Regions from separate parts of the Homo sapiens genome. Here all the other regions are linked to region 1. The links are chromatin loops, found by intact Hi-C in ENCODE. Cell type or tissue: endothelial cell of umbilical vein. All regions are shown on one strand.

Evidence for each region. Peaks named below come from ENCODE experiments on the same cell type or tissue, not always from the same donor. Only the 100,000 strongest peaks of a DNase experiment are listed, where the experiment ranks them.
Region 2: a loop joins it to region 1, with 5 times the contacts of the local background. A loop is called at or near these places in 9 of 110 quality-filtered maps.
Region 3: a loop joins it to region 1, with 9 times the contacts of the local background. A loop is called at or near these places in 13 of 110 quality-filtered maps.

Annotation. Positions count from the first base shown.
Region 1 is chr5:120,441,934-120,449,933 of GRCh38, reverse strand. The region is part of intron 1 of LOC124901054 (a long non-coding RNA gene); the gene reads right to left. Among named protein-coding and RNA genes, the nearest start is that of PRR16, 18 kb to the left of the region's middle. In endothelial cell of umbilical vein, no CTCF peak of the experiment used is centred here; DNase peaks (open chromatin) are centred at 1,983 and 3,693; H3K27ac peaks cover 2,476 bases.
Region 2 is chr5:120,384,329-120,392,328 of GRCh38, reverse strand. No RefSeq gene overlaps it. Among named protein-coding and RNA genes, the nearest start is that of PRR16, 76 kb to the left of the region's middle. In endothelial cell of umbilical vein, no CTCF peak of the experiment used is centred here; a DNase peak (open chromatin) is centred at 3,848.
Region 3 is chr5:120,148,117-120,156,116 of GRCh38, reverse strand. No RefSeq gene overlaps it. Among named protein-coding and RNA genes, the nearest start is that of PRR16, 310 kb to the left of the region's middle. In endothelial cell of umbilical vein, no CTCF peak of the experiment used is centred here; a DNase peak (open chromatin) is centred at 3,516; H3K27ac peaks cover 1,692 bases.

The DNA of each region.
Region 1 (8,000 bases):
TGTAGCTATATACAATCAATATTCCTGTTGGGTACCTCTGGTATATCGTGCTTTATGTGTCATCTTCTGGGTCAGATATGAGATATTTCAGGGCTACCATTCTAACTTAGATGCCCATTATGATCATTACACCCACTTTACTTCTAATGATTAAGGACTTCTCCCTGGCTGTTGCTATTCTGAGATTCTCTCACCCCCACTGTTAAGGGGAAGTGACAGAATCTCCCACGGTCAGCCCTGTCATACACAGGACAACCATTACTAAGGCATTCAGGAATTCTGGTGCTTCTTTTGCCAGTGCATCCTTTATTGCTTTGACATATTCAGCTGGTGTGTCTTTGAGTCTTAGAAATATTCATTCTAGCATAGGCTCTTCTCTGAGACTTTTGATCCATTCTTGCGTATTCTTCCACAGCAGTTCTGCTATTTCCAACTCCATGTAGGTCACTGCCTTTTCCAAGTTTCTAAGAGTCATCCAGGAAGTATATTAAAATCATCTCCAAAGGCCTGTGTGTGGGTCTTAATTCCTGGCATGGTGGATGGACTCCAAATGGAAAACTCTTTCATGTTCATAATTATATTCTTGTGATTTCTGGTTCAGTACCTTCAATATATATTCCCAGTCATACCTACCAATTACTTTGGGTACGTATTATACATTTTAACCAGATCTGATGGTTCCTTTGGTATAAAATTCCTCTTCTCCTTTCACATGGGGAGCTCTTCCCCATTCAGCTTATTCTCAGATATGACAAAATTATTGGTCTGGTGGCAGGAAGGGTAGGTACTTGTTACATTTAAGGCCTCTACAGAGTCTTCAAACAATGGGTACCATTACCTTCTCACAAGGCAGAGTAGACCAATCCACAGGCCTAGAGGTCTAAGGGGAATCTTGAAGCAATGTATTTCAGCCACCTCAGGACCTCTAACTGAAATGCTTTTCTTTCACTCACACAGCTACAAGATGCACTTCCTCACATTTTGGTAGTTTTATTTATTTATTTATTTATTTTTAGACAGAGTCTTGCTCTGTTGCCCAGGCTGGAGTGCATTGGTGCCATCTTGGCTCACTGCAACCTCTGCCTCCCAGGTTTAAGCTATTCTCCTGTCTCAGCCTCCTGGTTAGCTGGGATTATAGGGGCCCACCACCACACCCAGCTAATTTGTTTGTATTTTTAGTAGAGACGGGGTTTCACCGTGTTGGTCATGGTGGTCTCGAACTCCTGACCTCAGATGATCCACCCGCCTTGGCCTCTCAAAGGGCTGGGATTGCAGGAGTGAACCACTGCATCTCACCTTTGGTAGCCAGTTTTAAAATAGTATCTTTATAGTGATATCTTCCTGGACCACACTACTTTTGCCTTTATGATGACTACTGATAATATTGATTATATTTTTTTCTAAATGAATGCTAAGAATTTGAAAAACCCATGACATGTTTGCCTTGACTTTGAGATAAATTATGCCTATCATGCCTGGCACAAATTCCAATTACATATCGTTTGATCCACTGTATTACAACAGAACTTCATGAACACCAATCATATACAAATCATGTTACTAAACATGGCCTCCTTTTTTTTTTTTTTTTGGCTTATTTTGTATTAGCAGTGTGGCAGAGAATTGCCCCAGACACTCATATCCACCCCTCAGTGCAGAAGCCACCTAGCGTTGTCCCTACTGAAACTCCTCATTACTGCATCTTTAATAAAGGCTTAATTTGTCCAAATATTCTAAAGATTGCAGTGGCCAGTTTGCTCTTGGGTAGCCTGTTTATTATGGGTAATAGAAGCAATCAGGGTAGAAGAAATCAAGGCTGGATAAGAATACCTTCATGATAGTGGGAAGACATTGGAATGAGTCATAAAGAAAATATTACAAGAGCATTTGAGTGACTGCTGCCTCCCTCTATAGGTCTCCATAGGGATGTAGACCGTATTTTCAACTTGAATGCTTAGCTAGTCAGTGCTTGATGGAAAGTCAGGGAGTGATGCAGAACAAGAATAGGATAACATCTGCTGTGTCCTTATGTACTCTGCTCAGTGCATTATATGCATTATCTCATTTCATCTTTACAAATCTCCTATGAGTTAGGTAATACATTTATCTTTATGTACAGATGAGAAAAGTGAGGCAAAATAGTTTAATTGTGTATGATCACACAAGAAGAAGTAGCAGAGCTCTGAATGATTTCCCAGTTCTGGCTGACTACAATGTCAGCTCTGGGACCAACTACAAGCATTTGAGTCAATAAAAGGAACTCTTTTTTAACTGTTATGTACATACAAACTGGAATATGTTTTGTTCTTTTTTGGTCTCATTTTTCATCTACACAATAAGGATATTTTACTTGATGATGTCTAAGAAATTTTCCACCTGCAAAACTTCAAATATTTATTTAATCATTTACCTACTGAGCTTGCATCAAGTGCCCAGATATTTTAAAATACAACACTAGATTTTCTTAGCAATATAAATTCAATTTATTCATTTTTTTCTTGCATTCCCTTTTTTTAATAGGAGATTGTACAATGAGACAGAAATAAGATATCATTTGTGGTTTTACTTTCTTTCCTGGGTACCTTTGATGTCAATATTACAGATACACAAACATGTAATTTGTTTCACCAAGAGTAGGCAACATCCTCTTTACCCTGATAATATTTTCTTTATTCTAGAGACAGAGCCTGCTTGTTGAATACCCTGCATATTTATGTAATTGACTATGTTACTCTCATTTCCCTTTTAGCTCTTTAATGAAAACATGCAAATAAAAAGTCTGGAATGTTTTCTCTGATGGTTGAAATTTATTACTTGCACCATAAATTTGAGGTCCGAGAAACACAAGATTGTTCAGGATCACACAGTTTTATATTCCAGAAGCTGTAAATGTTTCCCACTTAAGTAAAAGCAAATACTTTTGCCATTGTGCGTTTTGTGTTTCTAGCAGCCTTACATACTCTACATGCCAGAAATAATTACTCTCACCATGTTTCTTCTTTGTTTATGGGTATAATCCATTTCACTAATTACTCAAAACATGTTTTCCTATACATCATGCTGGTAACATCTTTTGAACAAGTGTAGATTTAATGCCTGTATAACACTTTCATTTCTAAATAGAAATATTTTGTTCCATTCTCTTTTGAAATAATAATGTCAGAAAAGACATCTACTCTGAATTTTTCTATACTGAATTATTTTTGTGTTCCATTGGCTGCAGGTTAGCTCCCTCAGAAATCAGTCTACCAGGTAGCTTACAGGATCCACTGTAGTGGGCATTTGTTAATGACTCTAGTAATCATTTTCCTGTCCCTTTCTCCACTGTTCTACATCACAAGGAAGGCCATTTTCCTGCCAGCTAGCTTTTTTTTTTTTTTTTTTTTTTTTTTTTTACCAGTCAGCCTCTGAGCAAGTTTATTAATGGTGAAAACTGGAAAAGAGGAGTAAGAGAGAAACAAAAGTATTTCTTCATCTCTTAGGAGAGAGTTAGATACCATGGCAACATCTTTAGCAGTGGCTGTATCATCTCAGCTCATAACAGAACAGCCCCTCTCTCTAGGATATGATGGTTCCTGGCAAGGAATCTAGCTTCCCTTATAGATTTGTTATCATCATTTCTTCCCTTTGTCCCTGCTCCAGGGTTGTCCTGCTTCCAGCTGCTGTTAATCTCTGGCTTGCCTCACCAACCCTTTTTGACTCACCAGCTCTTCTATCACCCATGTAAACAATTCCATGAATTTTATTTTCTCTGTTTGAAACACTTAGTAGTTTCCGTTTCTGGGCTGTTTATGTTTTTACACAGATTAAGCCACACTTACTCATTTGACAGGCATTCACAACTACTGCATTATGAATCGAGCTTGGGTAAGGCATTGTAAGAAATCTATGGTTAAGGGTGTCCCTATGGATAAGTACACATTTTTCCTATCTTTTATGGAAATTATAGTCCAGTATGAAAGGGGGTATTTTATAATAAATTGAGCCTACAATTAATTATTGAAATAATATATATTTCTCTTTACATATAATTAATGATCTGATATTATCACTTTTTGGTTCATAAATGGAACATTCTAGCTGTGTCTTTACATGGTGGAAGGGGTAAGTGGTCTTTAATGCCTCATTCATAAGGACATTAATCTCATCTCCCAAAGTGTCTACCTCCTAATTCCACCACCTTAGAGATTAGCATACAATAAAATAATTCTGGGGAAAGGGAAGGAACACAAACATTCAGAACATAGCACTTACCATTCTTAGTTTTCATTTCACCAATGCTGAATTTTTATCAATACTAACGTATCTCAGTGTAGATAACAATGCAGTTGTTCCTTTCCATGGGTAATTATTTTACCTTGGCTCTTCTTCACAGCTAGGACTCTTAAATAAACCTGTCAAATTCTCCTCTTTCATTGTTCCACTATTTTCTTTTAATTTTCCCTGTCTATTGTTAATAAACATGTGATTGTTTCCACTTTATACAAAGGGCCACTGCTTAATTCCACCTGTGTATGTTTCTGTCTGCTTGCTTCCAACTTTGTTTCTCTCTCATACAATGTGAACACATTCAAAGTAACATTTACACAAATTGCTATACTAACAAAGAACAAGGAATGAGCAGCTGTGGAGTCAGGAAAAGGCTTTTTAAGACTGAGGTCCTGCAAAATGCATAAAATATTTCTAGAGTAGTGGTCCTCAAACTTTTTGGTCTCAGAACAATTTTATACTCTTAAATGTAACTGAGGGAGCCAAAATTCTTCTGCTTACATGCATTATATTTACCTATATCTACTATATTGTAAATTAAAACCAAAATTTACAACATATTTTTGTTTATTCACTTACAGATAAATAAAAATCACTGCATGCTAACATTAAAACATATTTTTCTTTTATAAAAAGTTGCAATATTTTCAAATAAATCAGTGATATGAGTTTGAAGAATATCATTGTTTTACAATTTTGTGAATCTTCTTAATGTCTGGTTAACACTGCTGGTTTCTCATATCTGCTCTGTATTATATCTGTTGCAGAATATTGTTTTGCTTGACATATGTAAAGAAAGTCCCACCTCATACAGGTATATAATTGAACAAGGGAAAATAACAGTGTTTTCAGATAACTAAAAATAGTATTACACTAAAACTCAAGTAGTAGTAAGTTCTTACATGTTCATTGTAATGTGCATTCTGAAACTGTATCAGTAACCTTATTTTACCCTGCCCGTTTCATTAAAATCAATTGGTCTGTCCTGCACTTTAATAGTTTATCTTTAAACCATTATATACTGATCATTTGAAAAATATTTGTTTGTGGAATTATGCAGAATTAGAATTTCAAAATTTTGACACATTTCATTATACACTATAAAAATCACATCCATTAATATCATTACCAATATTCTCAGAAAGGTCTTTAAGTACTGAGAAACACTCAAGCTCACAGTGGAAAATAGAAGTTTTTCAATATTCAAATTTTCCTGTGAAAGCTCAAATGTTATCCTTGGTTGTGTATAACATCAATAATTTGTTTTTTTGGAGTGATAGGGTCACTTTGTTCATTTTCCAGAAAATGTCTGCCAAACTCCCAATTCTGAATAACAATTTTCAGTTATTCCTTTGAGTAAAAATGATGATCAGATCACAACTCAATTGCACAGTGTTTTTGGAATAACCACTGTTTTTTAATGCCCAGCCTAAGTGCTTTATTTGTATTTCCCCTTTTGTCATACAGCATATTTTTAAGTTCAATAATTGAGTCAAAATTTAATAAAATTTATAATCTTAATAGCCTCATTAAAGACATTCTTGAATAAAATTTTCTTTTTTAAAAAAAGCTGTAAGTGCCTGGCTGTGAAGACTACAATAATGATGTATGTATTTCTGCGCCACTGTCTTGATTGGTGCTGTTTAATCTACCATGGATTGCATAAAATCAGTACCATGTCAGCATACAGAAAAAGCCAAATAATGTCATAGTATATTTTGAAAATATATTTGACTTCCTGGAACCCTTGAAGGGATCCTAAGAACCCTCAGGGTTCCACGGACCAAACTCTAGATATTGCTGCTGTATACAGAAGCCTGAAGAACATTCTGGCAGAAGTAATTGCATACCTAAAGACTGAAACCACACATATTTATCAACAGCACCTAGTTAACAAGAGCTTATAATTATAAATAGCACACAGTCTGCCCCCATACATGATTATTCTTTTTCGTCTCCATGCCATTGTACTCTCAAAAGGGCAGGGTAGATAGTAAGAAGGCCAGAAAGATATATGGAGAAGATTATGAAGTTTGTTTGCATCCTTTGGTCCACTTTGGTGGGAGAGTCAGCAATGTGCTACCTTGCTCTTAATATTTTCAGTTCATTGTTCTTACAGATCTGTAGAACTATACAGTCCAATATGATAGCCATTAGCCCAATGTGCTTATTGAAATTAAAATTAAATATACTGAAATAATTTTAAAAATTCAGTTCCTTGGTTAAACTGGTAATATTTCAAGTGCTCAATATCACATGTGGCTAGTAGCTAGTATACAGCATTTCCACCACTACAGAACATTCTATTAGAGAGGGTTGCTGTGGAATATCGTACTTATTTTCTTCCTCACAAAAAAAAAATGTATTTCATTCCCCTTATGGTAGTTACCTCAAATGAAAAATTTTACATAATCTGCCTTATTGTTGGTACTTTGCTTTGTTTCTGTTATTTTGTTTAATATAAACCCCCATGAGAATGCACTTTCCAATACACTAGACTCACAATTTGTTGATGTTCTATATTTCCAATCTCCTTTACCTCTGTGTTTCTCCTTAAATAAGCCAGAACTGCTCCATCTCTGAAACTTCATTGTCTCATTCCCAGATCACATATCCATCTTTTATCTCCCATTTCCTTATGTCCATCTTACTTGGTATTTGAACTTATTAAGAACAGAGCATAGCCATAGACCTATTTTACATGATTAAGTAACCGCTCTCTCTCTCAAAATAGAAAGAATTTTCTGGCCTGGACTCTTGGATGCTATCACTTGAATGGAAACTCTGCCAAGTACCTCAAGTGGCGCCCATGAATAGTATCATCCATGCCAGTTTAATTGTTTTAGGGCCTGCATTTTTTCTTTTCTGTCTGTGTTCTGTCTGATGTTCGCTCTACTTTCATTCTACCCCTTTGAAGTTGAACATACATCAAGAATTTTGAAATATAATCATGACAGTTACTGAAGCCTTTTAATCCTCTTCTCTTCTCCCCACCTACTTGAATTCCTATACTCTGTCTTCTACCCACGTGCCTATAGCAGAATCCAGAAAATTGACCATAACTCCATCCAGTCTACCATACAATACATACAACTGGTCACTAAGTTTTGCCCTTTCTGCCTTCTAAATGTCTCTCATATCAATTCTCTCCTCTCCAAACCTCTCAAAACAAATTTGCTGGTGGCATTGGGAAGGGGGATTGGTTGACTAGAATTAGAAGTTGTTCCTGGAACAGATGAGGCTCCAAAAGGGTAATTTGGGTTTTTAATGAACTTCCAGAAGTCTTCTAGAAAAAAAGGATATAGAGAGAATTTCAGATCATGAGACAACAGGATCAATAATTTGTAAACATGTAGAGGCAAGTTGGAAAGGTATAGCCCACAGCTTCTTGAAGCTGTACAGAAAGAAGAAAATAAGCTATTACAGGCAATGAAAAGAGCATTTTGTGGAGAGATTTTGCAATGAAAAATCTATGCATGATGGTAGCCAGCGGTGAACGACGGTGATGGTTGTGTAGAATACAGCAGCTGTCTCAGAGGGAGCAGAAGCCTTGGTATTAAAACTCTTGTTTCAGTCTGTGACATAAAATTTTGCCAACTTTATCTGCACAAACTCTCAGCACCCAACTTCCTGCCTAAGGCAAAGGAAGAGTATGTGTGGAATAGCATCCCTTCACATCTCCTAATCCCTGTTGCTGCATGGGAGGCTGGTGGCTGAAACAGCTGATTGTG
Region 2 (8,000 bases), 58 kb after region 1:
TCTGAGACTCTTAAGTTAAAATAAATCTCCTATTTCCTCAGCATTTTAGCCATTATCAATTGTCATTCCAACAATATTTGATATACCCTGACTTTGAAAATGAGTGCCTTTTTAAAACTATTTATTTAACAAATACTTGTTAAATATTACTATGTTCATAACATTGTTCTAGGCATTAAAAGTTAGCCAATAAAGAATTCCATACCATAAAAGCTTAGGTATTTGTCTTGTTAGTTCAGGCTGCTACACCAAATTACTATAGACTGGGCAGCTTATAAACAACTGAGATATATTTCTCACAATCAGTATACTGGAGGTCTGAGATCAGGGTGCTAGCATGGTTGGGTTCCAGTGAGGGTCCTCTTTCAGGTTACAGAATACCGACTTCTTGTTGTATCCTTATATGACAGAGAGCAAAGTGAAGCAAGCTCTCTTGGGATGCTTAAAAGGGCACTAATCCCATTCATGAGGGCTCTACTCCCATGACCAAATCACCTTCTGAAGGCCCTACCTTCTAATACATCACATTGAGAGTAGGGTTTCAGCACATAAAATGTAAGGGACGCAAACATTCAGCCTATAATTGTATTGTAGTTGCAAAATCAAAAAAAATATGCTTGAAGTTGTTATATATAAGTTTGAGACTGTATTTGACTTAATGTCTAAATGAATTTGTTTGCCTAATACATTCTATTTGAGTTCTAGACGGGTAAGATAAATGGGCATTAGAATAATTAAGAAAGACTACACTGTGTGTGTAAAGACTGAGTCAAGCCCAAAAGAAGGGGGATCATTTGAATATAAGTACAGAAAGAATAGCATCTTAGGTGGGGAGACTGACTAGCAGAGGCTTAGAAAAGAGATGGAGAATAGCTATATGGAAAAGAAAAGCAGCCCAACGGGCTAAAGAAGTGTTCTAATGCTGAGGAGTGAATAACTTGACTGTGGCTAGATTTCCTATGCTTAGTTAAAAAGATGTATGTGCCTACAGGTTTTGAGATTTTGTGTCAGAGTATAGGGAAGTCATGAGATATATACCATATATCTTTCTGGAGTAACAATTTTACTCACATTTAATAAAAACATTAATTGACATCAACACAAAGAGCACTATTGAGTGTAGGTTGTAAGATTCAAATGAAGCTCAGCTGAAAGACCTAAGCTGACAACATAGATGTAAGCTTTGTTAACATCCTATTGGTAACTGAAGGCCTGACAATGAGTGTGATTATCAAAGACAGTGTTCAGAGTAAGAAAAACAGAGTTTTGGAGCAGACAGAGAAGGAGCTGCACATGAAGGAGCTTGAGAGAAAGTAGTGGGAAAAGTAGCAGGTACCCTAAGACAGAGGTGTGATGGAAGCCAGGATTTCAAAGAAGAAATTGTCATGCTTGTCAAATACTGTAGAGAGTTCAAATGAGATACACATTCAAAGTGTATTCTTTAAATTTAATACTTAATAAGTGATTGGCAACACTTGACAGAAGATTTTTCAGGAAAGTTGTGTGTTGGGAAGCTCAAATAAGGTTAGAATTTTAGAGTGATGAGGAGGGTTTCTTCCCTATCCCCAGAAAGTGGCTCATCTGTAGGTCACAGCTTCCCTTTGATGAAATCCTCTGGCTCCCTACAAGTGAGATTGGAGTTCCTTCTCAACTAGTTTGGAAACCTGTATACCTCCTACGTGCTGTTCAAAGCAATGAAGTGACCTCAAACTACTGGGGTTGGCAGGGGAAAATTTGAAGGAATTATCCTGACGTGAAGAAACGAGCATGTGGAACAAGAGTACTACCCATGCAAGGGTGAAGATCTTACTTGAGGGGTGGATACCCCATGTACCATGATGTGCTTATTTCACATTGTATGCCTGCTTCAAAACATCTCATGTACACCATAAATATATATACCTACTATGTACCCACAAACATTAAAAATAAACAAACAAACACAAAACCAAATTCGCCATTGGGTGATGAGTCTGTCTTTAAGAAAAAATGGAAAAATATTTTCCCAAGAATGGTAGAATGGTTGTTAGAGTCTTGGGTAAAGAAAAATTACTTTGTTAGGAGGGAGGAAGGAAGCTCTTATCAAAAATAAAATAAAATAAACAGGCAAAATACAGTAAAACTATGATACTCATAAGCGTTAGTAACTGTGATTTGAGACTTGCAGATCTTCACCTTTTTCAGTCCTTTACTACCTGCTGTGATCTGAATGTTTGCATCACCCCAAAATTCATATGTTGAAATCCTAACCCCCAAGGTGATGGTATTTAACAAGTTGGGCCTTTGGGAAGTTATTAGTTCTGCAGCACAGCCCTCATCAATGAAGTTGTGCCTTTATAAAAGAGGCCCAAGAGAGATCCCTCCCTCCTTCCATCACATGAAGAGACAGTGAGGAGGTGCTGGTCTATGAACCTGAAAGTGAGTCTTTACAAGATCTGCACTACATTGATCTTGGACATCCCGGCTTCTGGATCTGTGAGAAATAAATTTCTGTTGTTTATAAGCCACCCAGTCTAAGGGGTTTTATGATAGCATCTGAACAGACAATGACACTTCCTAAGGTGATTTTCAAAACTAGGTATTTTCTTATACATTTTAAAAGTTAGAATGTAAAATTTGTATCATATATTTCAATAGCTAAAAAGGATATTATTTCCATTTTAAATACAACTGTTATTTTTTAAAAGACAGCCAAAAGGATTATAAATATAATAGTAATTATGTGATTAACCTATCATTCAGTATATGAACAAATTATTTTTAATATTAAAAAGGCTCATTATTTTTTCTCAATGAAATTATATTTTCATCCAATTTGCCATAGAAATGTTTATCCTAGTATATATTTATGCTTGAATGTTTCTATTAAACACCCTATCATACTTCTTTAAAATATGAATACATAATTAAATATAAAATTACATTATGTTTCTAAAAATAGGCTTCAAGTATCTAAAATGTCTTCTGAAATTAGTTATTGCAATTTTTTTTTTTTTTGAGATGGAGCCTCGCTCCTGTTGCCCAGGCTGGAGTGCAGTGGCACAATCTCAGCTCACTGCAACCTCCACCTCCCGTGTTCAAGAAATTCTCCTGCCTCAGCCTCCTGAATAGTGGGATTACAGGAATGCGCCACTGCACCCGGCTAATTTTGTATATTTAGTAGAGATGGGATTTCACCGTGTTGGTCAGGCTGATCTCGAACTCAGGTGATCTGCCCACCTTGACCTCCCAAAGTGCTGGGATTACAGGCATGAGCCACTATGCCCGGCTATTGCAAAATTTTTAACCAATTTCTCAGAGCAACAGTAGAAATCATTATAAATGAAAATTCAAAAACATAAAAAGTAATAATTTTATTGGAAAGAGATCTATCCATGAGATAACTGGGAAGGAAAGTTATGGTCCCTTGATTAAAGGAGTTTTCCTTTAGCATCTGGAAGTTTTGCATCTCTGGGCAGTGAAACAAAATTTAGGATGAGGAGAGGTACCAAAAAAATAGTGATTGTCAAAGGACAGCCAGGAAAGGAGAAGAGGCATGCAAAAAAGACTGGGGGACACTGAAAAAAGTGGTGCCAGTGCTGGCCAGAGAAGACTGTTACAGAGCACAGCAGAGGCTTTCACATGGCAGGCATAGGAGCAGATGTAGGAAGAAAGGTGTGCATACATATAAAATGTTGTTGCTGACATTAGAGCTAGTGCATCCAACACTAGTAAAAGAAAAAAAAAATTTTACAAACTGACAGAAATAAAGACATTGAGCAAAGTATGAATCATATCCTGTTCTTGTAGAATTTTGTGGTTAATTTGGTTATGGGAATCAGCCACTAGAAGTTTGTATAAATGTCTTTTGACTGAGCTGTGCAGAACCAAAAAGGACAAACAGTTTCAAATAGAGGAAATTGCTTCATCTTTAGAGTGAAACTCTGGCATTTACTTAAATTTGTGTTCCAGCTGTCAAATTCAACAGAAGGCAAAGGTTAGCTGTTTTTAGGATCTAATAAATACTTGAGAAATACACTCACCATAGAGCCTGCCCACTGGTAAAATATTCCACACACATCTGCTTAATGAATAAGTGAACTAATTAATGAATGAATGGTCAGCATCCCCACCAAAGAGGCAGAAGAATCCTGAAACCCTTTATACTGCATATAGGAACAAAGACCTGAGACTTTGACATCTGTGAAAACCTGCTGCTACTGTGATAATTTTAGGAAACGTATCAATTGAACTTCTGAAAGTGATTTTAAAATGTTTATTTTAATTGTATTTTTCTAGCTCTTCCACTTTGTCATCACAAATACTCTTAGTCTAAGGTACTTATGAATTATTTCCCCAGCAAAAACACCAATTCTAATTTAAAGCCTCAAGGCTTTATTTTGAAAGGAAAAGCTAAGCTAGAGAACTGAGATTTAAATTGATTTGAGTGAATATTCAATTAATGTGAAAACATCTATGAATAATAGAGATAAAAAGAATTGGGAATTAAATAGAACTATATCTCTTCAGATTTATTTATTTTAGGTTATGTAAATTAAGGTTATCTGAGAAACAAATGCCAAGATGGGATTAGACATGAAAAACATTTACTGGGAAAACATCTGCTAAGGATAAAGGCAAGAGAGTTGGAGAAGGTGAAAAGAACCTCCAAACCAAGATGCAGATCTAAGCCTGTAGAAGTAGAAGGGGAAGGAAAGATGATGGGGTAGGGAGGATTTCACACTGCAGATCAGTTCTGAGCCAGTTGGGTCAGGCCAGTTGGGGAAGGAGGCCTTACACTCATACCTGTTGTAAACTGAATGTTTGTATCTCCCCAAAACTTGTATGTTAAAGCCTAATCCCCAAGAGGGGTCTTTGGGAGGTGATTAGGTTATGAGGGCAGGGCACTCAAAAATGGTATTAGTGACTTTATAAGAGTCTGAAGAGATCAGAATTCTTCCCTTCCACCATGTGAGGACACAGGTAGAAGATGCCAAATATGAATCAGAAAGTGAGCCCTCCACAGACACTAATCTTCATATTTTTCCATTCTTTACTCTTTGCTGCAGTCTGAATGTTTGTGCCCCAAACAAAATTCATATGTTGAAATTCTATCCCCCAAAGTGATGTTATTAAGAGGTGGGGCCTTTGGGAGGTGATTCAGTCTTGGGGCAGAGACCTTGTGAATGGGATTCTTAACCTTATAAAAGGGATCCAGAAAGAACCCTCCCTCCTTCCATCACATGAGCATACAGTGAGGAGGTGCCATTCTATGAACCTAAAAGTGGGTCTTTACAAGATCTGCAGCACCTTCATCTTGAACTTCTCAGCTTTCAGAACTGTGAGAAATATATTTTTGTTCTTTGTAAGCTACCCAGTTTATGGAATTCTGCTACAGCAGCCCAAATAAACTGAGCCATACCTCCATCATGATGGCTCATTGAGTGTGGTCACTCACTGAGTAGGCCTCAGCAGTACCTGCCAGATGATCCAGTGAGGCAGCAGCATGGAGCACCTCTCAGTTCTGCCTGCAGTTGGAGATAAGAGCCACAGATTTTCACAGATGTAGCAAAACTGGGATAGACATGTTTTTGATATTTTAATGTTTCTTATTCTAATTTCTAACATTTCAAAACAGAACATAATGGTGATTATGAAAAAAATAACAACTTATAATCATAGCCGGGCGCGGTGGCTCACGCCTGTAATCCCAGCACTTTGGGAGGCCAAGGCGGGTGGATCACCTGAGGTCGGGAGTTCGAGACCAGCCTGACCAACATGGAGAAACACCATCTCTACTAAAAATACAAAATTAGCGAGGCGTGGTGGCACATGCCTATAATCCCAGCTACTAGGGAGGCTGAGGCAGGAGAATCACTTGAACCTGGGAGGCGGGGGTTGCGGTGAGCCGAGATCATGCCATTGCACTCCAGCCTGGGCAACAAGAGTGAAACTCCGTCTCAAAAATAATAATAATAATAATAATATCATAGTTCATTAGATTTACTTATAAGCACATGTAAACACATATGAGTAAATGTCACACAGATACAAAGGCACACAGATCAATCTTAGTAATCTGAAGATCTACACTTTAAAGTCTTGGTTATATATTATGACTAAATATTTGAAATATATAGAAGAAACTACTGAGCCCTTTTAAAAAAAATTAACCAAGAAAGGCCAAGAACAAAGATAATGTCTGATGGGCTCTGGAGGTCAGTTTCTCTGCAGAAACAATGACAAACTTTAACCCTGGACAACCAGTGTTTTGAAAATAGGCACTTCTGTTCAATGAATTACATGTGTGTGTTTTTCCCTAAGCCAATATGAGCTACAGTTTTCCTCTGTCATTACTCACATTTCTTGCTTTCTTTTTTGATACTTGGTTTCTAGGGAATTAAACAAATAAAAATATCAAAATTGTTGAGAAGAATTCCATAAAAAAAGAATTGTTTATAGAATATAAAATGGCATTGTGCATTAATAATAGGTACAATGATCTGATTTAAAAAATCAAAAATTAGTCCATAAACGATATAAATAAGGTTGACATTTCAGTTTGATATAGAAAGAATGGATTTAAAAAAATAATCATTTCTTTATAAAGGAAATGTTTGTGCCTCATCTTTATGCTAAAATGAAATTCTGTTACCCAAGTTTAAGTTTTAAAAAGTTGTATGGAAGTGGTACATGCACATGATAAAATATAAAGTAATTCTGGATTATAATAAAAAGCAACAGTTTTTAGCCATATTTTTCCCACTCCTCACAGAGACTTACTTTTATATTTTCCTATTTTAATTCTCCTGCTGATTAACTTCATAACTACAATTTACTTACATCCCTATTTCTTGATTTATTAGCCTTGATATCATATCTGTAAATAACCACAATGAAACATGCAGATTTGGCTCCAGGTTGAGTCATCCTCATTTCAAAAGTCATCATCCACTTTCCATTTAACAAAAAATTTGTTGAAATCTATCACCTGCTGGCTGGGCATGGTGGCTCACACCTGTAATCCCAGCACTTTGGGAGGACGAGGCAGGCAGATCATCTGAGGTCAGGAGTTTGAGACCAGCCTGGCCAACACGGTAAAACTCCGTCTCTCCTAGAAATACAAAAAATAAAAAATAAAAAAAAGTATCTGGGCATGTTGGCAGGTGCCTGTAATCCCAGCTGCTTGGGAGGCTGAGGCAGGAGAATCATTTGAACCCGGGAAATGGAGGTTGCAGTGAGCTGAAATTGTGCCACTGAACTCCAGCCTTGGCCACAGAGCGAGAGTTCATCTCCAAAAAAGAAAAGAGAGAGAAATGAGAAGCTGAATTAAAAACTCGAGAAAAAAATGAGTAAAAATAAAAATACTACATGTATTTCTATAATGCATGTGTGTATGTACAATGTAACCTGGGGAATGTAACCTGGGAGAGCCATTCTAAGCAGAAAACCAAGATTAGAGAGAGAGAGAGAGAGAGAGAGAGAGAGAGATAGAACTTAAGAAGGACTAAATGTGTTTTTATTAAAGGATCAGAAACATAATTCAAAGAATATAATTAACTGAGAAAAAATTATCTGCTCCATACCTAAAGTATTAATACCTTTCTTGTATAAAGAGGCATAAACACAAAAATAAAGGTGGACAACATTATATGAGGGATATAAAGGTAGACGCTGAAGCCAAACTTCTTGGCTTCAAACCTTGAATCTTCCACCTATTTGTCAAGTGGGGATAAATTTAATACTATTTTCATATTAGGAAAGTTTTGAGAGTGTGATGATTAGGTACACATAAAGTACTTAGAAAGTACCTGTAATGTAAAGTACCCAATAATTGGTAGCTATGAATTTTTATTAATATTGTAACTATTTAGGACACATTAATGAAAAAAATGGGCAAAAAATATGAAGAAGAAATCTCCTAAAGAACTGCAATAGTTGTTAATAAATGTGAAGCAGAGGATATAAATTATAGGCAAGATATATCATTATTCAATTACTTGGTTGAAAACAATGTCAGT
Region 3 (8,000 bases), 290 kb after region 1:
ATATTACATAATCAAACTCATAGAAGCAGAGAATAGAATAGTGGTTGCCAGGGGCTGGTAGGAGAGGGAAATGGAGAGCTGTTGCTCAATAGGTATAAAGTCTCAGTTACACAAAACAAACAAGTTCCATTTATCTACTGTACAATGTAGGGTCTACAGTTAACAATATGATGTTATGCATTTAAAACTTTGTTGGGGTAGATCTTGTGTTATTTGTTCTTAGCATAAAAAAAGAAAGAAAAATAAAAAAAAAACAGAAAAGAGCACAGGAAAATTTTTGAAGTTTTGTAAAAAAAAAAAAAAAAAAGTATGTTTAATACTTGATTGTGATAATGATATCACAAGTGTATGCATATATCCAGACTCATCAAATTATCAAATTGAATATATTAAACGTGTGCCATAAAGTATGCGAAGCAATATATATTAGCCCGATGTAGCCATTTCACAATGTATATATATTTTGAAAAAACATATTGTATACTTTATATAATTTTCATTTTTCAACTTAAACATTTTATTTATTTATTTTTTGAGATGGAGTCTCGCTCTGTCACCCAGGCTGGAGTGCAGTGGCACGATCTCAGCTAACTGCAACCTCTGCCTCCTGGATTCAAGCAATTCTCCTGCCTCAGCCTCCCAAGTAGCTGGGATTACAGGCATGTGCCACCATGCCCGGCTAATTTTTTTGTATTTTTAGTAGAGACGGGGTTTCACCATATTGGCCAGGCTGGTCTCGAACTCCTGACCTTGTGATCCACCCACCTCAACCTCCCAAAGTTCTGGGATTACAGGGGTGAGCCACCGCACCCGGCCAACTTAAACATTTTTTAAGATAAAAATAAATGTGCAGTTTTTTTAATATATCAATTGTACCACAATGATGCCGTTAAAAAATTGGGCTTTAAAAGCTATGCAGCTTCCCAGGAGAGCAATACTCCCCAGTCCCCACTTCAAAGATGTCTGTAGAAGAAAATATACAAGAAAGACCCTCTAAAAGGATAGCACTGGTGTTCATAGAGATCAATAGACAAGGATTCCTTCCAGAATGCTGACTTCAGATCTAACCATTAAATTTCCTCCACTGCCATCGCAGAAAAGTTTTAGAAATACCTTCCCAGAAGGAGTTCAACATTGCTCTGTGAGAGTGCCTGCCATGAGTTTCCCATTCATCCATTTTCAGAATGGGCTTTTTTATGGTTGTTATATACTTGCTTCACTAGTGTATGCTGACTTTTAGTTCCTGGGAATCAAAACACAAGAATACACACTGGTCTTGATCAATAGAACTGAGCATCTTCCAAATACTTTTGAAATATTTGATTTTAAAATTGGTGCAGGTGTGACATGGGGTTTTAGTTTCCCTCACTTGAAGAGAAGAAGAGTCTTCTGCTTTAAACATAGGAAAAAGGCTACAAGAGTCTTCTGCTTTAAATATAGGAAAAAGGCTACAAATTAATATTAATATTTCATGACCAGAGGGGCAAACTGTGGCAGAAACTGCTTGCTGTTTACAAAAACAAGACAATCACAATGAAAACTACATTCTCTTCTTCAAGTGCACAAAATTAGACAGTATTTTTAATAATTCCTTTTATTATGGTCTGTCCATGTGATGAAGTTGAAGTGATATGTGCTATTTTGGGGTTTAACCAATGAAAACATCCCTAAATCTTTACACTACAGATCACTGAAATAAGATTATCATGCTATCCTTGGATACCTCATCAGAGTTTTCATCAATGTGAGTTTCTGTGTGACAGATAGCAAGGAAGAGAGTTGTTCCTGTCCCCAAGTAACACCTGCCTTGAACCATCATATGAGAAAGAAATGAATTTATCTTGTTCAGGAGTTTTTGGTGAGAGGAGCTAAAAATATACTATACATCAAAATTTTAAAGTACTACTTTCATAGCCATTCACCTATAGATTTATTAATGTTCCATACATTACAGTTCCTCCTCTAAATTGTAATGTTGGGTAAGACAGCATAATCTGCATGTACTCCCTGAGGTTCTTCAAACTTTGTACATAGCTGTCCTATTTTCAGATCAATCGTTAATGTTTGTACAAAACCTATATAATAGTCCACCTGAGCTATTAAACGGTCTACTGTCAGGTATAATTATTTTCCCAATTATATACCTTTGGACATTGAGACAGAAATAGGAAAAATGAAAACCTTCTTCTCAATCACATTTTGGGAAATGTTGGACCAGGATTTAGGCTGAGGCAATAAGACCCCAGAAGTTATACTTAACTATGGCCCCATGCAATGGCTTATGATGAAATGCAAAACTGCTGTTCCACTTGCCGTCCTCACCATGGCTGCCAAACAGCTTTGCATGTTGCTGGCTAACACTGTTAGCACAGAATTCCTACGATTTGAGAAATATGGATAAGACTTAGAGAAATTTACATTACAGAAGAATTCCTTATTTTGGAAAAGATCCCAGCAAGAATCCCTATAAACAAAGAGTTATCTTGGTGATTCTTAAGCAGAGTTGACTTCACAGAAATTTGAAGAAATGTAAAGATTCACACATTTATTGGATGAAAGTAAAGGGTAGTACTTAATCTTCTCTACCCTAAATATATAGTGTGTAGAGGCAAGGTTTGAAAGTTTTTAAATATATTCATGGAATTAAAACACTCTTTCCTTCTAGTAAAGGGAAACTGATTCCAGAACTCGTTTGAAAAAGCACTATTTCAGGCCTTAAGTTTTCTCATAAAATATTTTGCCTTGGTGCCAGGTTTTGGTGTGAGTTCCTTCTATCAGAATGTCATAATAATATAGTTCGTGGATTTTCTACTTGCTTTGAATTAATAAACAATTTTTTCTTCCCATACCACAGTGGATTCTATTTCTGTGTATTCCTTTTCTCATTTATTTACAACAGCAGTCCCCGCTTATCCACAAGTGATATGTTTCAAGAACCTCAGTAGATTCCTGAAACGTCTGATAGAACTAAACCTGATTGCCATCAAGCGGAATGTGTTTCTGTTCATGTCTGCTACTCTCAAGTTTAGTATCTTTTGCATCTTAACTGAGCACTTAAGATTCACTGTGGCTTAACTTTTCTGCAGTTTGTGGCAAAAATAGCACCAATTTATTTTTCCTTCACAATTTCATGGACAGAAGATTCATTTTTACCATACATCTCACCAACCTCAGGATACAATTTTTTTCTTTTCTTTTTAAATCAATAATTTTTACCTTTTCACTTAAAGGAAACACTTTACAGCTTCTCTTTGGCATATCTGAATTGCCAGCACCACTCCTCTCACTTTGGGTCCATTATTAAGTAAAATAAGGCTTATTTGAATACAGGCACTGTGACACTGTTAAAGTGGGTCTCATGACCAAGATGGCTCCTAAGCGACTAACAGCTGGGTCACTCAGACAGTCTAGATACACTGGACAAAGGAATGATTCACATCCTGAGCAGGAAGATGTGAGATTTCATCACATTACTCAGAATGGGGTGGAATTTAAAACTTACGAACTGTTTATTGCTATAATTTTCCATTTAAAATTTGTGAACTGTGGCTGACCATGAGTAATGGAAACCTCAGAAAGTGAAACTAGACAAGGGGGGACTATTTATTACTTCAATCATTCAAGAGGTGTTGACTGTCTATTGTATTTATAAATCATTATGGTATATATAAATGACTAAAGTCCATGTCCAACATTCAGAACAATGCCTGGAACACAATGGGCACTGAACAAATATTTATAGAATAAATGAGTGAATCAGTTAATGGATCAAAAAATAGTCTTAGTTCAGCAACTACAACAAACTGAAACTTAAAACAGGAGACACGGTCAACACTTGAATCTATCCACATCCATACTCGAGTGTGGCCTACAGTGTTTGGAAGGGAATCATATGGGAAATAGACCTTCAGTTGAGATTCAAAGGATGGGCATGATGAGTTTTAAAAGATTCAAAACAGGACACGAATGGTAAACAAATTAAAAAGGAATGGATACACATGATATGCTTAGAGTCAATAAAGGAACCAGTCTGGTTATACAGACTGTTTTCTTATCATAGCCACATGGCCTCAGTGCCCTAAAAATGTCCCCAACAATTAGGCCTCTCACTTCCTACACTAATCTGGTGCTCTCCTACTGCTCAGGGCATTGAAAGGGATGGGTCCAGCCTAAGCACTGAACATGTCTTCTAAATCACCTTCCTGGCAGGAAGCAATGGTAGGGTAACTAGCTTACTTGAGACCTGAGGGAAATCACTGCTAGTTAAATAAGAACACATAAAATTGAGGGAGAAGACCACAGATGTTAACTATAGCATGGTTTGAAAGAACTATTTGTCCTTAGAGTCCCATATATTCTTTTCTTTCAGTATTCACTTTAGAAAGTAATTGATTCCAGTCTTAAATCATAAGTAGAAGGTATATGTTGGCTCTTCTGATAAACATAGAAGTGCTAGGGAAAGACATCCATTTAAATAAATCACTTGAATGTCAAGGGGGAAAACATTTTAAAAGTATATTTACATTAGGCTTTTCTGGCAGAAGTGAGCCTTTAAATTCTTTTTAAAAAACCATCCACAGAAATCCTTCTTAGCCCTCTATATTAATAGTGGCATTATCTACAAGCAAGACTTCATTCTCTGTTTCTCTTTGCTGTACTTCTATTTACACCTCCTTAACTCTCTATGTGATCATATTTTGAGACTGGTTTTGCAGCTTAATGTCATAGACAAGTCAAGGTCCTATAAGTAAAGGAAATTGGGTTCTAGTCTAAAGTGTTACTACTCATCCCTCTTGTGGCATCAATCATACAGTACGATTAGGTGAACTTTAAAATTTGCTCCTGTTTGAAAATCTATACTTAAAATATTCAGGGTCCCTTAATATATTTTCAAGAAAATCTAAAAGAATTTAATTAGACATGAGAGACATCTTTTTTAGAACATTGTTCTTTTTGTCTCCTTAGCCATGTGATAAAAAAGAAACAGTGCTTTCTAAAAAATGTGAAATCTCTGTGCACACAGTAATTTGTGCTGCGAGTAAAGATTCAGCCCATTATATGTCACTTACAGCACTCTACTCCTGGCTGCTGTCATTTCAAGGACGAATGATGACCCAGGTTGGCCAGATCTCTTTCCAGATATTTTGAAAATTTGGACTGGGGTACTGAAGCTGAAAATATGTGAGTGTATTGCTTCTTTCAGACACTCTGATGGGAGAGATAGTCTGAGAACATTAGGCTATCTTACAGAGAGAAAGAGCAATGAGAAACTAAAATCTCTGGTCTATGGTTGGTGAGACTTCTGAATTGTAAGACAAATTTCCATTTTATTTGAGTTAGATTTCTATAATTTATAGTCAAGTGAATCCTAACTAATAAAAGTGCAATAGAGTAGCACAATTAGTGCTGTGTGCTTATTTTTTTACTGAACTATATATTTTAAGCTTATTCTATTCTATTTCTTTTCTTGTAAGAAACCTAGCCTTTTGTCTACTTCATGGCTCTTTTGTATGTTAAAACATCATTATCTTATAGTACATGCTAAATGCTGTCTATATCATTCATTCTATTTTTAGCCAACATCAAATTAACAATGCTTTAAAATATAAAAATTATTGTCAGGATTTCGTACACAAAAATTATGCAATAATTTTACTTTCTGTTATCAATTATTTGGCCAATATTTTATTTATTGCAAGAGTTGTATTATAAATGAACATTTAAAAGTTCAAAAATTTGAAAATATTTTATAGTATATATTCTATGAAGCAGCACCATTTGAAAATACTCTGGTTCTATATTTTTCATTTTCTCTCAATTCCAGAAAATTTTGGAAATTATATAATTTGTATGCATATATATATTTAAATGCTTCTAAGTTGCCCATTCAAATTTAATTTTTTTCATTCTTCATGTCTAGAAAATGAGTTATTTAAATTAAAACTGTGTTATAATTTTTTTAAGATTATTGCCAAACAACTTGTAGACATGGGTAATTAATATCATACAAATTTTACTCAAAACCTTACTTGAGAATGCCACATATATAATACATGCATAATTGCCTGTGTATTGTTTAAATAGGGGAGGGAATCTCCCAATTTAATGGAATGTAATTGTTACATAAAGAGTGCTAAGAAAACTCATCAAGTCATAATTAATAGCAACACTCACTCTGCACAGAAAATAAATGTTTTTTTTTTTAAGTTCAGGGGTACATGTACAGGTCTGTTATACAGATAAACTTGTGTCATGGGGTTTGTTGTACAGATTATTTTGTCACCCAGGTATTAAGCCTGGCACCCATTAGTTATTTTCCCTGATCCTTTCTCTCCTCTCACCCTTCACCCTCAGGTAGGCCCCAGGATCTGTTGTTCCCCTCTATGTGTCCGTGTGTTCTCATCATTTAACTCCCATGTATAAGTGAGAATATGCAGTATCAGAAATTTTTTAAATATTTTATTTAATTCCATGTTTAGTCTCTCACCAATACTAAGACCACAGAGGGGAAATTATAATTTTTTTCCTATTTTTATTAAAGAAATAATTAAAGCATTTTTATACACATTCTTAGTCTTGGTTATCCATTTGTACTATTTTCTTTTTGAAGCTAAAGCTTCTATCTATATCTGACATGACAGAATGAGTCTATACCCACATGATTAGAACTAGTTGCAGAAAGTAGACTCAGAGATCTAAGTTATTATATATATGTGTGTATCATAATCCTACAAAATATATATTTTGTATACAATTTGGGGGATCCTCTTTAGAAAAAATATAAAATTACAAAAACAATTAAGGCATAGGATCTTGGAAGGAAGCCTTGCAAGTGACGTTCCCTGAAGCTTAAACTTCATTAGAGTAATGTTAAAATTTTCTTTGGGTGGACATAACAGTTTTCTTCCATGTTAGTCTTTAACATTCACACAATTTTGTGAATACCTGAATTTCCAAGAGTAACATCTAGGTAATACTTTCAGCTAATTAAAGGAGATATAGGTCAATAAGAATATGCACAGTTGATCTGAAACTATTGAATATGATGTTCAGAAATCTCACTTAGTCATGTCTTTTAAAAGTCCTATAATGATTTTATTATCTGATTCCATTTAATTGTGATGTATTAAACAAAAAGAACAAAATGGGGAGAACGTTTAGAAAAAATAGTATGCTTAGTCATGATAACCATATATGAACAAATTTTTATGGAAAATACCATAATTAAAAATTAGTATAGAGCCTTCCATAAGAGAAGCATTCTTTTTAAAAAATATTTTCAATAGTTACCTATTTTTTTTTGTGTGTGTGTAATCAGAAAAATATTTTATTTGTTTATTTATTTTTTATATATTTTTTTATTCAAGTTATTTTTTTTTTTTTTTTTAGTATTTATTGATCATTCTTGGGTGTTTCTCACAGAGGGGGATTTGGCAGGGTCATAGGACAATAGTGGAGGGAAGGTCAACAGATAAACAAGTGAACAAAGGTCTCTGGTTTTCCTAGGCAGAGGACCCTGAGGCCTTCCGCAGTGTTTGTGTCCCTGGGTACTTGAGATTAGGCAGTGGTGATGACTCTTTTTTTTTTTTTTTTTTTTTTTTTGAGCACGCTGCCTTCAAGCATCTGTTTAACAAAGCACATCTTGCACCGCCCTTAATCCATTTAACCCTGAATGGACACAGCACATGTTTCAGAGAGCATGGGGTTGGGGATAAGGTTATAGATTAACAGCATCCCAAGGCAGAAGAATTTTTCTTAGTACAGAACAAAATGGAGTCTCCCATGTCTACTTCTTTCTACACAGACACAGCAACAATCTGATTTCTCTATCTTTTCCCCACATTTCCCCCTTTTCTATTCGACAAAACCGCCATCATCATCATGGCCTGTTCTCAATGAGCTGTTGGGTACACCTCCCAGACGGGGTGGCTGCTGGGCGGAGACGCTCCTCACTTCCCAGACGGGGCGGCTGCCGGGCAGAGGGGCTCCTCACTTCTCAG